2 separate regions of the Mus musculus genome follow, and region 1 is linked to region 2. Evidence: chromatin contacts called from ENCODE Hi-C or POLR2A ChIA-PET data. All regions are on one chromosome and are shown on one strand. The core of a region is the stretch at or near the end of the contact, and the rest is flanking DNA. Distances in the headings are between cores, read along the strand shown.

Region 1 (6,394 bases), core at 199-2,698, 180 kb after region 2:
AATAAATAAATCTTAAAAAAAAAAAAAAAAGAATTTTCCTTATCAAGTAGCAAAAAAATTTTTTGAGAGTTTTTTTTTTTTTGTTTTTTGTTTTTTTTTTAGCCTGGTTTAAACAGTGAGTTCCAAGACAGCTGGGGCTACAAAGAGAGACTCTGTTTCAAAAAAATTTTTTTTCAAAATTTAATTTCATGTGTCGTGCCTGAATATGTGCATCATGTGCATACCTTGTGTCTGCAGACCCCAGAGAGGGTGCTGGGCACCAAATTTGGGTCCTCTGTAAGAACATGTGCCATCTCCCCAGCTGCCTCTTATTAGAAACAGGGTCTCCTAATGTAGCCCTGCAGGGCCTGGAACTCACAGAGAGCCACCTATTTAGGACTCCCTGAGTGCTGGGATTAAATATATGTGCCACTACTCCTGACATCAACACATTTTTTTTTATTTTTAATTATGTCTGTATGTGTAGTACATGTGAGTACAGTGCCCTCCACGGCCAGAAGGGAGCGCTAACCTCCCCCTGGAACGGAATTCCAGGCGATTATGAGCCACCTGATGCAGATGCTAGGCACTGAGAGCCTGTCTTCTGCCAGAGCCTAAGGGGCTCTTAGTAGTCGGACCATCTCACCGGCTCAATGGCTTTTTGTTGTTGTTTTTGTTTTTAAATCATAGTCAGGCATTCTACAAAAGTGCACTTGAGAACCTGGCATACTGGTGCTCCTGGAAATATCTCAGTCAGAGGTGTCCGTGAGTTCTGGGCTGAGTCGGGAGTGTGGGCCAGACACTATCCTGGTCTGTATCCTCTCCACCAAATGGGGGCCTTTTACCTCTTGGAAATGACTTTTTCTTTAGTACTACTGGTTGGAGAAAAGCGCTGCTCACCTCGTGGGGTTTTGTTACAGCTTGCAACACACGTACCCAAACTCCTGGCACAGCACTTGGCTGTGCAAACGTGCTACAAATGTTCTGTTCACACTGCCAGAGGCCAATCGCAGGAGGAACAGCGCCGGAGCCAAGGATCCACCTTGACCCAAAGCTCGGATTTTGCTCTGTCCCATGAATCCTTCTCTGCGCACACCCTGGCCCCTTCCCGCACTGTTTCGGCAGATGCTCTCCCATGCCCATACTACCCTGATGAGCAAGGGCTCTTGACCCCCTAGTACTGCCTGCCAGGCTCCAGCCCGCAGAGGCTGCCCAGACTGGCCTAAGCAGGCCGGCCCGTTTGGACTCACCCTGTGCCACAGGCTACGTCCAGCACCCTGTGGCACCCGTGCTGGCGCAACAGCCCAAGCAACCACGCCTTGTACTCTGCGGTACGGCTGCGGGTGTCCCCGATGTACAGCTGCCACACACGTGCGGCCTCCCCATCTGCATACTGGTCCGGGAGCCCTTCGGCCGCCACCCCCAGGGAGCGGGTACGGTACACGCTGTCCACCATCCTGACCGGCGCCTGGCTCTCAGGCCACGCGATCCGCACTTATAATCCTCTGGCAAGGCAGTCCCACCTGGCCAATGGCAGGTGAGAGCAGGGACACGCCCCTGCTGGGCCCTGGGCCCAGAGCCAGGCTTGCTGCCTCTGCCTTGAGGATGGCTCAGCACAGCAATCCTGGACCTGGCTTAGTAAGACAGGTCAGATAGGACTCGCCAGGGTGGCCGGGAGGAACTCACAAAGTAAAGCAATGAGAGATCACTCCACCCCTACCCAAGGAGGAAGGGGAAGAAGCCTGAAATCCACCCAAAACAGAATTATTACATGCCCAGCCCAGCACAGTGTCTACACAACACTGCTTATCATTTAGTGGAGGGAACACTCCGCTAAAGAGAGCCACTGTGTCGGGACATTATGAACAGTCTTTGAGAAAGATGCCCATCCAAGTACAAGAGTACACCTGGAGATAGGCGTGTCTCTCTTCCCCTCCCCCATACCAGCCAGGAGCCTCCTAAGGTAGCCTGGGCCTTCCAATCCATGGGCTTTATACTCTGCAATCTCTTAAAGGCTGGGTGTAGTAAGGTGAGACAGGAGGATTATTAGTGCTCAATGAATTAGTGAACAATGTGGGAGACATAGCAAGCCTTCCATCTGCTTTCCATGGGAGCACCTTCAGAGAGGAAAGTTGGGGGTCGGCAGGGAAGGTGCTCATGGCGCCCGCTCGGGCTAGCGTCACTGTATAACCTGAGGGTCCGTTTCGTGTTACCCGCTCACCCTTTTTACCCCACCAAGGACAAGATCCCAGCCGGGCTAAAGTCGGCTCTGGAAGATGCGTGTGAGCGACGAGAAGCCTGCCCCGCCTGCCCTGCCTGCCCACACACTTCCAACTCTGTGAACACTCGTTACGTGGAAAGAAGAGAGAAGACAGGGAGCATCCCGCCCGCCCGCCCGCCCGCCCTCCCTTCGCCTTCCCAATGCAGGGTGAACCCTGGAGATGGAAGGAGGCCCACAGTTGTGTGACTTAACCTTCTTATAGTAGGTATGGCTGTTTTGACTTCATAGATGTCAGTATGTGTCTGACGCCCGTGGAGCCCAGAATCGAGAGCTTCAGATACCCTGAACCTGCAGTTGTAGACAGTGGGGAGCCACTCGGTGGTGCTGAGGACACTGAACCCCACAGAGGACCAAGTGGTTTGTTTGGTTTGGTTTGGTTTTTGTGAGAAAGGGTTTCTCTGGCTGTCCTAGAATTCACTCTGTAAACCAGGCTGGCCTCGAACTCAGAGATCCGACTGCCTCTGCCTCCCAAGGGCTAGGGCTAAAAGCGTGCGCTACGACCCTAGCTGCAGATAGGGCTTTTAATGGCTGACCTATCTCTCCAGCCCATATTTTTTAACTTTTGTTAGCACAGCGCCAATCTCAAATGGTTCTGACCAGGCTCAGTCTTGGGGACTCAATGTCCCTACACACAGGCCTCTGACACTATGCTCAGAAAGATTCTCGAGGCTGAGTGTGATGGTGTGTGCCTGTAAGTCCTATACTTGGCAGCTGAGAACAGAAAAGCTGGAGTTCAAAGATATTCTAGGGTACATAGACTTCAAGGCAAATCTGGGCTACATCAGTCCCTGTGGAGACAAAGCAGAGAGGAGAAACTGTATTTGGGAATTTCAAGTAAATCCAATGCCACGTATCAAAGCATTTTGGGGGTAAACCTATCAATCCTAGACTTTTTTCAAATCTCATCTCAGCATCTTAAGTGGTATCTTTTATTTACTTAGGGTTTTTAAAACTGGGGAACCAGGCATGGTGGTGCATTTTGTTTGTTTGTTTGTTTTTTGAGACAAGGTTTCTCTGTATAGTCTTGGCTGGCCTTGAACTCACAGAGATCCAACTGTCTCTGCCTCCTGAGTTGCCGGGATTACAGACAAAGCGCCACCATCTAGCTAAATGTATGTCTTTAATGTCAGCACTCAGGAGGCAGAGGCAGTTGGATCTCTGTGAGTTCCTGGACAGCCAGGGCAATGTAGAAACCTTGACTCAAAAAGCAACAACAACAGGACACCCAAGACTATACAGGGAAACCCTGTCTCAAAAAACAAACAAACAAACAAACAAAGCCCCAAGGGAATGGTGAGATGGCTCAGTGGTTAAGAGCGCTGACTGCTCTTCCTAAGGTCCTGAGTTCAAATCCCAGCAACCACATGGTGGCTCACAACATAATGAAATCTGATGCCCTCTTCTGGAGTGTCTGAAGATAGCTACAGTGTATTTACATATAATAAATAAATAAATAAATAACCCCCCCAAGCAATAACAACAACAAAAAATGTATGTTCAGAAAAAAGCACACAGCACGCAAGACTCCCTTCTCTCCTCCCATATTGGTTCCAGAAACCACACTCAGGTCATAGGCTTGGCAGCAAGCTCCTTTGCCGTTTGAGCCATCTTGCTGACCCGTGATTCTCAACCTTTCTAATGCTGTGATACTTCATGATACGGTTCTTCCTGTCGCAGTGACCCCCAACCATAAAACTATCCCCTTGCTACTTCAAACCTGTAACTTTGCTCCTGTTATGAATCATAATGTAAATATCTGATATGCAGGATTTTGACACGTGACCTCAAAGGGTTGAGAGGCACTGTCTAGACAGTCTTATTATGTAGCTCTGGCCGTCCTGGTACTACTATAAGGTTTAGTTTTGAAAGCAAGCCTCCTGCCTCAGCTTCCAGGAGGCTGGGGTCATAGGTGTGAGCCACTATGCCCAGCTTAGATACCCGTGACAGACTCCTGGCATACACTACGGAGTCTCAATTACGGAGGAAGCCGAGGCAGGAAATCATGGGAGCTCCGGAGTTCCCAGGCCAGCCAGTGCAACAGAGTGAGAACCACCCCAAAATCAGGAAAGGAAAGAGGGAAAGGGAAAGGAAGGGGAAAAGGGAAAATGGAAAATGGAAAAGGGAAAAGGGAAAATGGAAAAGGGAAAAGGGAAAAGGGAAAAGGGAAAAGGGAAAAGGGAAAAAAGGGAAAGGGAAAGGGAAGGGAAGGGAAGGGAATTAGCCTGGACATGGTGGGCATGTTGACAGGCCAGGATAGGAGGAGTTCCACAGACTCTGAAAGCACTGCTGGCGTCACGGAGGAAAGTTCCAGGCTAGCCTAGATTACTGAGTGAGACACTGCCTCAAAACAAGACTCATCTTCTCCAAAGGAAGCAGCAACCCCGACTTTCTTCCCAGGAAAGCAAAAGCTTCGCCCCCCAGTAAAACGCCTTTGTGAGGGTTGGAAGGTTATTTAGTGATGTTGGGGGTGAGGACGTCGCTGGACCCAGTGTCTCAGGCTTAACCTGAGTGCTGAGCCCTGTACCACTGAGCTATACCTCCACAGGCTAGACTTGTTTTTTCATTCTCTTCTTTAGATAGGGTCTGGGTCTGGTAGGTAGGTTCCTAACATAAGATCTGGAACTCCAGGCAATCCTGCTCCAGCCGCCTAAACACTGGGATTACAGGTGTATAACTGTAAAAACTAGATACAATTTTTTTCTTTGTTTTTGGGAGAGAGCAAGGTCTCTCTGTAGCTGGTTGGGCTGGTCGGCCTAGAACTTGCAGCAATCCTCCTGCCTCTGCCGAAATGCTGAGATGATGCACAGCCACACCCAACTACAGGATGCAATCTTCACAAAAAGCAATTTGTTATTTACCTTAAACCAAAAGAAAATAATTATCTGGCTGGTTGATGCACTGAGAGCAAATCTGTTTACCAACAACTTGAGAGGAAGATGTGAAACCCTGAGGCAGGTGTGGTGGTGCACACCTGCGAGAGAAAAATGTAGTAACAACTCAATGGTAGGAAAATGACCCACTGAGCCATCTTGCTGACCAGTATTGTCTTGAAACATGGTCTCACTGCATAGTCCAGGCTGGTCTATGCTGTCCACCATGCCAGACCTACTTTGGGTTTGTTTTTTTTTTTAATTATTTTTTAGATTTATTTATTATTGTATGTAAGTACACTGTAGCTGTCTTCAGACACCAGAAGAGGGTGACAGATCTTACTACAGATGGTTGTGAGCCACCATGTGGTTGCTAGGATTTGAACTCAGGACCTTCAGAAGAGCAGTCAGTGCTCTTAACCACTGAGCCATCTCTCTAGCCCCTACTTTGGGGTTTTTGAGATGCAAGTCTTGCTATGCAGCCATGGCTTACCCTTGCCTGGACATACAAAAGGATTGGGTGGATAATCTGAAAGTTTAGGACACAATTCCCCTGTCATACACACACACACACACACACACACACACACACACACACACACACACACACACACACACACGTGGGTTACGTAACCCTCTCTGAATGTGCCTGAGGATCTGGGAAGGTCTCAGGGATTTCAAAGCTGCTGGAGAAATAGCATTTTTAGCTATTACCTCCAGTAAGGCTGGGGCTGTAGCTCCCGAGTGAAACCACTCACATGGCAAAACCTCGAAGCTCCTCAGTAAATTGATGGTATCACACTGACACGCTGCAGTCCTAGGGTCTAGCAAGTCACTTCTGAGGACAGTGTGACTTCACCAGAGTCCTGCTCCTTTGTTTGTGGTGTGGGCTCCACGTGGTTTCAGCTTGAGGTTCACAAGAGTAGGGCATGGCTCATGGTTGTAACACAGCTGGTTCACAAGTTCAGGGCCAGCCTTGGCTAGTAAATTCTAGGTCAGGCTCAACTAAAAACGCACACTCATGCACACATGTGCCTAAAATGTCAAGCATGGTCCTGCTAGGTCCCCGTCTAGGTGTTTGTTATGGGACTCACCTAAGTAAGGCCTTCAGGCCATTCTCCTATCAAAGGTTTCTGCTAAGAGGGACTCAGCTCAACTCCAGTTCCAACCATCGCTTCTGGAGGGTGGCAAGGTACAAAAGTGTAGGCAACACCCAAAATGAAAAGGTTTCTATAGCGGAGAGAACAGTCTGGGCAGCCAAATC
Region 2 (6,534 bases), core at 608-3,107:
TTTTTAAAAGAAACCCAAATGCCAGAATTCTCAGAAATGTCACTGCAGGGGAGGTGGGCACTAAAGAGATGAGCAGGGGTGAAGAGCATTTGCCGCTCTACAAAATAACCAAGGGTCAGTGCCTAGCACCCACATGGCAGCTCCAGACCATCTGTAACTCCAATCCCAAGAGTCCAACACCCTCTTCTGACCTCCAAGGGCACCCTGCACATACATACAGGCAAAACACTCATGCACACAAAATAAATCCTTTTTAATTTATTTAAAAATAAAATATATGGCCGGGCAGTGGTGGCGCATGCCTTTAATCCCAGCACTTGGGAGGCAGGGGCAGGTGGATTTCTGAGTTGGAGGCCAGCCTGGTCTACAGAGTGAGTTCCAGGACAGCCAGGGCTACACAGAGCAACCCTGTCTCGAAAAAAGCAAATAAAATAAATAAATCTGTGTGTATGAATTTTGTTTGTGTATTTGTCTGTGCAGCACTTGCCTGGTGCCCTTGGAGGCCAGGGAAGGCATCAGATCCCCTGGAAGTCGAGTTAGACATGGTTTTCAGCATTATATGGGTGCTGGGGATTGAACCCAGGGCTTCCTGGGTGCTAGGCAAACACTCCACCAACTGAGCTACATCCCCAGGTCCATAAATCTCCTTTCTAAAAGGCTATGAATTTAAGCCTGGTGTGCCTATAATCTTGATATTCAGGAGACTGAGGCAAAAGAATCACAAATTCCGAGGTTAGGCTTGGCTACACACAGAAAGTTCCTGGCTAAGCCCAAACTACACAGTAAGATTGTCTTTAAGGGCTGGAGAGATGGTTCAGTGGTTAAGAGCACTGTCTGCTCTTCCAGAGGTCCTGAGTTCAATTGCCAACAACCACATGGCGGCTCACAACCATCTGTAATGGGATCCGATGCCTTCTTCTGGTGTGTCTTAAGACAGTTACTCATATAAATAAAATAAATGAATCTTTAAAACAGAAACCAAACTGAACATTCGTTAGCACAGAACTGCTCAGTAAAAAAAATGTATTACAGCATAATCTATTCTTAGATGGGGACAGTAGGTTGCAGGCATCAGATAAGAAAGGTTGTTAAAGCAGAATATTAATGAAAATAAAACGACTAGGGAAAGGTATGTGTGATTTGAAACAGTGCAATGGAGAGAGTAAAATAGAAGGTGTACCTGGATAAAAGAACCAGTTATCCAGGCAGGAGTCATGTCAGGGTGCACGGACAGGAGGCAAGCAGAAGAAAGGAGGAGTCATATAAGATGTGAACTTCTGTGTGGATGGGATTCACTTAGCATGGAAGGAAGGCTAGGCGATAACCATTGATGCTCTTATAGCTGTTGACAAACATGGGGCCAAGCCAAACCATCTTCTAGGCCTGGGGGGCGGGGATGGCATAGGGAGGGCCTAAACCAGAAGCTCTAAATAGGGGTGTGAAGGTGACGCCTGACTGCCGGGACTGAGAACAGAAAGCAGCACGATCGCGTCCAAGCTAGACTCCAGAGAGGTGGCGGAGGAGCCCGCTCAACACCAAGCGGGGAATAATGGCCTGGGGGAGCGGGGCGGCGCGGGGTGAGCATGGCGGGGCGCGGTCGCGAGCTGACAGGACCTGCTTCCCCGACTTCTCCCTCTAGTCCGGGAGGAAGGGATGAGGGACTTGGAGGGGGTTGGGAAAAGAAGGGATGGCTCGGTGCAGAGCTTTCTTCTCACCTCTCACCGCCCTCCCGGCTGGACCCTCGCTGTCACCCAGCAGCGGGTCCCGCAACTGGGCCCGCCTCCTCCACAGCTCTTTTCCGGGTCACACGCCGGGCGCACGCACGACCCGGGCGACTACGGGTCCTACGGTGGCCCACTGCGAGCGTGGCAAAGCGGCGCGTGAGTGGAGCATGCGTATTAGCCGAGGGAGTCAGCAACCAGTGTCCTTCCCAGGTAGTCCGGTGTGAAGCATCCTGCGCTCCACCGGGTCCATCTTCCTCTCCCACCCACCACAGCAATCATCTCCGCATTAGTTAACCCATACTCCCATCACCGGACTTGTGTGTGTGTGTTGTTGTTGTTTCCCAGCGCTGCCCAAACCCTGCGGTATTTTAGATCATTGGGTCACTTTGACTTTTAAGTAAAACCCCTGACCTTCCCTGAGCTGCTGGCAAAACCATGCATTAAGTCCTCGCCCAGATCTCTTCAATCATGTAGGATTGAACAGTCCAAAGCACACCGCAGCTTGGGACAGACTTTAAGGGATTGTGCTCCCTCCTCCCTCCCGATGCTAAAAAGATCCCAAAGACACAGCCAAAGACCCCAGTCTGTGCACAAAAATGATACATTTATTGAAAGAGTATTTTTTTAATACAAAAGAAAGCTCTGTACAGAAGATGTGACCATGTCCACTATTCCTGGGTCAACATCCCAGGAGAAGTAGAAACCACGGATATACCACACGCACTCCACATTCACACACGTATTCACTCGGACACAGGCGCGCGCACACACCCCTAGAGCCACTTAATTAGGGATACACCAAGGGTTGCTGCACATAGAAATGCCACCTCAGTCCTGCCTGACAAACAGGTTCTCCCAAGGCCACAATCACACAGCACACGTTGGTAAGCACTTGGCCTGAATCACTTGCCCAGGCTCTATCTTTTGTGAGGAGGAATCAACACCTCCGGTGTTGGGGGAGGGGCCATGAGTGGGCGGCAGAGGAGTGAAACAGGAGCAGAGAAGGGGGCTGGGCAGTTACAGACCTGAGTCCCAAGCTCCCCAACTCTGACCCCTGGTTTACCATGCCCCAGTCTTGAAAGCCACCCAAACGCCCCAGCTATTTCCAGGAGAAAGGCCAGAAAGGTGGCATCCCAGCTGGGGAAGACAGTAATGGGGATTAGAGGTTCAGGGGGCTCTTAAACGTCAGCAGATCATCCCCATGAAACGTAGGCTGTGCATAAAACCTTCCCAACCCCTCCACCTAACCGCAGAAGTAGGCTTGTTCCTACTGAAGGCAGCAACAAGGGTTTAGTGACACCCTACCCCAACTGCCCTCCCGGAAAAAGCTCCTTTAATGGATACAGGTGGTTTAGGCTGGCTCTGACACAGGGTAAAACACCCTCCCCTATGCTAGCCCACCCTCAAGGTCCCCAAAGGGATTTTAAGGGATGGGGCATGGCCCTGTACAAATTACATAAATACTGAGGTTACACTTAGAAAAATAAAGTCATTTTCTTCAAGGCTTTTTGTCTTAATTTAAAAAAGTTACAGTAGCTGCTCACTCCCTGGGAGAGCTGCCCACCTCTGGCCCCCCATTGCTGCACTCAGCCCAAGAGCTTTTACCTCTGACCCCCATTCCTGTATCTCCCTACCTCCCGAACTCCATCCTGCCCACTGCACCTTGGGCCCCAGGTATCTGCAAGCCTGGGGGAGCACAGGCTGCAACGACCATACTGTGGCACAAAGGACATCAATCTCCTCTCCCTGACCCCTCCCACCCCACCCCCACATTTGGTCTCCATCTTCCCTTTTCCTAGCAACAACCCTAGAGGGCAAAAGAGGCCTAGAACTGCGGGACCTCCCATCCCCCTTCTGTGGCTTGGCCTGAGGGCCCCTCCCCCACCTTTCTCCTGGAAAGAACCCAGGATGTGGAGCAATCCCAGAATCTCCCACACACACACACTGGTGGACCCCAAGCTCATGGGGTGGCTGTCCCCAGGGGCCCAGACAGTTCTAGGGAGCCCAAGAGCTTCCCCAAGAGGAGTTTGGGCAGGGAGGGGGATGAGAAAAACGCCATTAAAAAAAAGTTAAATATTTTAAAAATATATATTTATAGATTTGTTTTCACGTCATCTCCTCAAATAAAAAGTTCAAAATCAACTCTTAAGTAAAGCAGCTGGGAGAAGGGGGAAGACCAAGGGGAGGAAGAGACCGCTAACAGTGGTTCCCTCCAACCCAGGAGCCCCTGCAGGTCCGCGGGAACAGAGGCAAGGCAGGGCAGGCGGCCCCAGTAACCTGCCCGGTGCACAGGCCCAGCTGCTTCAGGAGCTGAAAGGGGCAGAGGGCATCGGCTGAGGGCACAAGCCCCCATATCTCTCCCAGCTGGCTCCCTGAGGGGCAGGGGCCGGGCTCTTTTGACCCAGACCATGGCAGACACAAAGCTAACCAGAGGTCGCCAAAGAGGCTGGAGAGAGGGCCCCAAATGTTTCCTCGGACGGGAACACTGTGCCCAGTCCCACAGAAGGCCTGTGAGTGGGAAGGTGGCACAGTCCCATCGGGTCAGCTAATACTCATAGCAAATTGAGCCAGGCTGGCAGGGGGTCTGAGGAGGGAGGAGAGCTGCACCATCAACAGCATGACAGGCAGAGCAGGAAGGAGGGCAGCTGGGGAGGGCAGGCAGGCCCGTTTCTTTGGCTGGAGTGAGAGGGCATAGTCCTGTGGCTGCCCGCTCCTTCTCCCCGCCTCCCTCCTTCGGCCAGTCAGTGTGTGTGTAAAGAAACCGTGAAAAGGCAACAATAAATAAGTGGTGCCGTCCCTTGGGCCGTCTGTCCAGGGTGACGGGCGGATCATTCACTCTTGGTGCTGTGGGTGGCATCCAGGTTCACCACCTGTAGCTCGGTGAGGTTGCTGCTGCTCCCAGCTTGCTGCCCTATCACAGCCATCTGTAAGGAGGGAGGTGTGTAAAGATGGGTAAGGAAAAATACGAAAAAAAGTCTTAAATTATGTTAAATAATAAAATTAAAAGTCTTCATTAAAAAAAAAAAAAAAAAAAAAAAAAAAAAAAAAAGGAGGGAGGTGTGTGAGGACAGGAGGGAGAGACCGACCAGCAGGCTGAGCTCGGGCGCCTCCTGCTGGCCTGCCGTTCTAGTACTTGCCCAGGGGAGACTGGCTGAGTGGGCCAGGTCAGAGTCCACCTTACCTGGTGAAGCTGAACTGCAGAGACAGGGATCTGCACGGTCCCAGACGGTGCTGTCAGGAACACCTGAGGGACACCACCTGCATCGGAAAGCATGGGAGATACTCACTAACTTGCTCAAGAGGAGCCCTAGATACTGGAGGAGCATGATATTCACAAGTGTCTGGGAAGCCTCAGACACGTGCCCAAGGGTGTGTGCCCATAGCGTCCGTCTCACGCACAGCATGAGGGTGCCTGTGGTGTGAGGGTTTACATGCGCAAGAGTGTCCACTGAGTGTGAGATCCTTGCAATTGTGCAGGAGTATGTGTGGGCATTGGGAGAGGGGGTGGAGTGAGGGTGCATGTTGGCGCTGGAGCCTGTGGAAGGGAGAGATAAATGGTCCTTCTTGCTTCAGCCCTGCCCTTCCCTCACCTGGCTCCTGGACCTGGCTGTGGGACACCTGCATGGTGGATGGTGCCTGAGAGAAGGCATTGAGCACGGTGAGGCTGCCATCAGCCAGGCCTGAGGTGGGGGCATACATCACTGCATGGGGACTAGGGTACATCATGTGGCCACCCACAGTTGTGGGTACAGACGACGTCATGATGGTGGCGGGCAACGTCACTGGAAAACACAGACACACATCAGGGAGCTGATCCCTCCTGCTATCTCTCATCCTGCCCCAGGGTTCCAACCTTCAGGGTCTTTGTACCATGTCCTATGGCTCGAGTTTTTCAAAAGCTTGTTTCTTTGCTTCCTGTCAACAACAATAAAGTCTAGCTTTTTCCTCTGAGCTCAACAGCCCACTGTTCTACGGTGGGATTGTGCGTCCATCAAAGTCTCTGTTCCCAGACCCTACGATCGCAACCATGACCTCCTCCCAGGAAAGTCAAGGCAGTTTCTTAGGGAACTCCATTGCGCGTATCCTCCTCACTCTTCCTCAACTTACACCTAAGAGGTTCGTCCTCCAGACAAGCACATCTCAGATGTTACTGTAGGAGCTTACTAATGCGCAGACTCTGACTCACTTGAGACTCTTGCTTGTCCCCCGATTCCCAGGCCCTCCAGTCCTAGAGCAGAAGGGATTCAGCTAATGTGTAATAAATAAGGCGGGAATGACAATAACTTACACGTGAGAGTTCACTCTAATTCTTGAAAAGACCAACAGCGGCAGAGAGGAACTAGAGACCTACAGGGAGACCTAGAGTGTCTCATCGGTGACAACTGCTCTCGGGCCTCCCTGGTTACTGAGCAGGTTATTTTTCAATGGTTCCTTATCTCTTGATTCCCCACTGCAGAGCAGGGCTCAAACCTTAGCGTGCTTACCTAGGTCTCTTCTAAGGATGAGAGAAAAAGTCCAGGCTCTACTTAGTGAATTCCCTGCGGTCCTGAGCATGGGAGAGACATGCCGCTAAGTCCCTACTTCTAGGCTTCCTGTGGGAAGGCAGGGCACTGGGGGCTGGGGAGGAGAGTGGCAAAGAGTTATACCTGTCCCGCTGGAGGAGGTCTGCGTGAGGTCTGTGCTGCTGTCACGAGAGGGAGACGCTTGCTGTGGGGCCTGGTGCACATGAATGGCCTGCACAGGGACCTGCTGGGCCACTGCCCCACCTATAAGACACAGTGTTTTACTTGGGTTCCAGCCTATGCAGCTG

What was found. A loop is a pair of places that touch in the nucleus more often than their neighbours do. ChIA-PET counts read pairs that join two places held with the same protein, here RNA polymerase II (POLR2A).
Region 1: POLR2A ChIA-PET joins it to region 2 with 10 read pairs in embryonic stem cell. The contact joins the promoter of Gnmt here to the promoter of Cul9 in region 2. A Hi-C loop is called at or near these places in 2 of 37 maps with a recorded cell type or tissue (both heart). POLR2A ChIA-PET finds 5 or more read pairs at or near these places in 4 of 5 experiments (Patski and embryonic stem cell).

Annotation. Positions count from the first base shown.
Region 1 is chr17:46,727,717-46,734,110 of GRCm38, forward strand. Gnmt (glycine N-methyltransferase) reads right to left here and starts at 1,449. Exons shown (of 6, transcript NM_010321.1): 1 at 1,230-1,449. The coding sequence starts at 1,435.
Region 2 is chr17:46,544,531-46,551,064 of GRCm38, forward strand. Cul9 (cullin 9) reads right to left here and starts at 1,858. Exons shown (of 41, transcript NM_001081335.2): 1 at 1,716-1,858. Srf (serum response factor) reads right to left here. Exons shown (of 7, transcript NM_020493.2): 4 at 6,371-6,490; 5 at 5,315-5,506; 6 at 4,906-4,982; 7 at 2,309-4,648. The coding sequence ends at 4,553.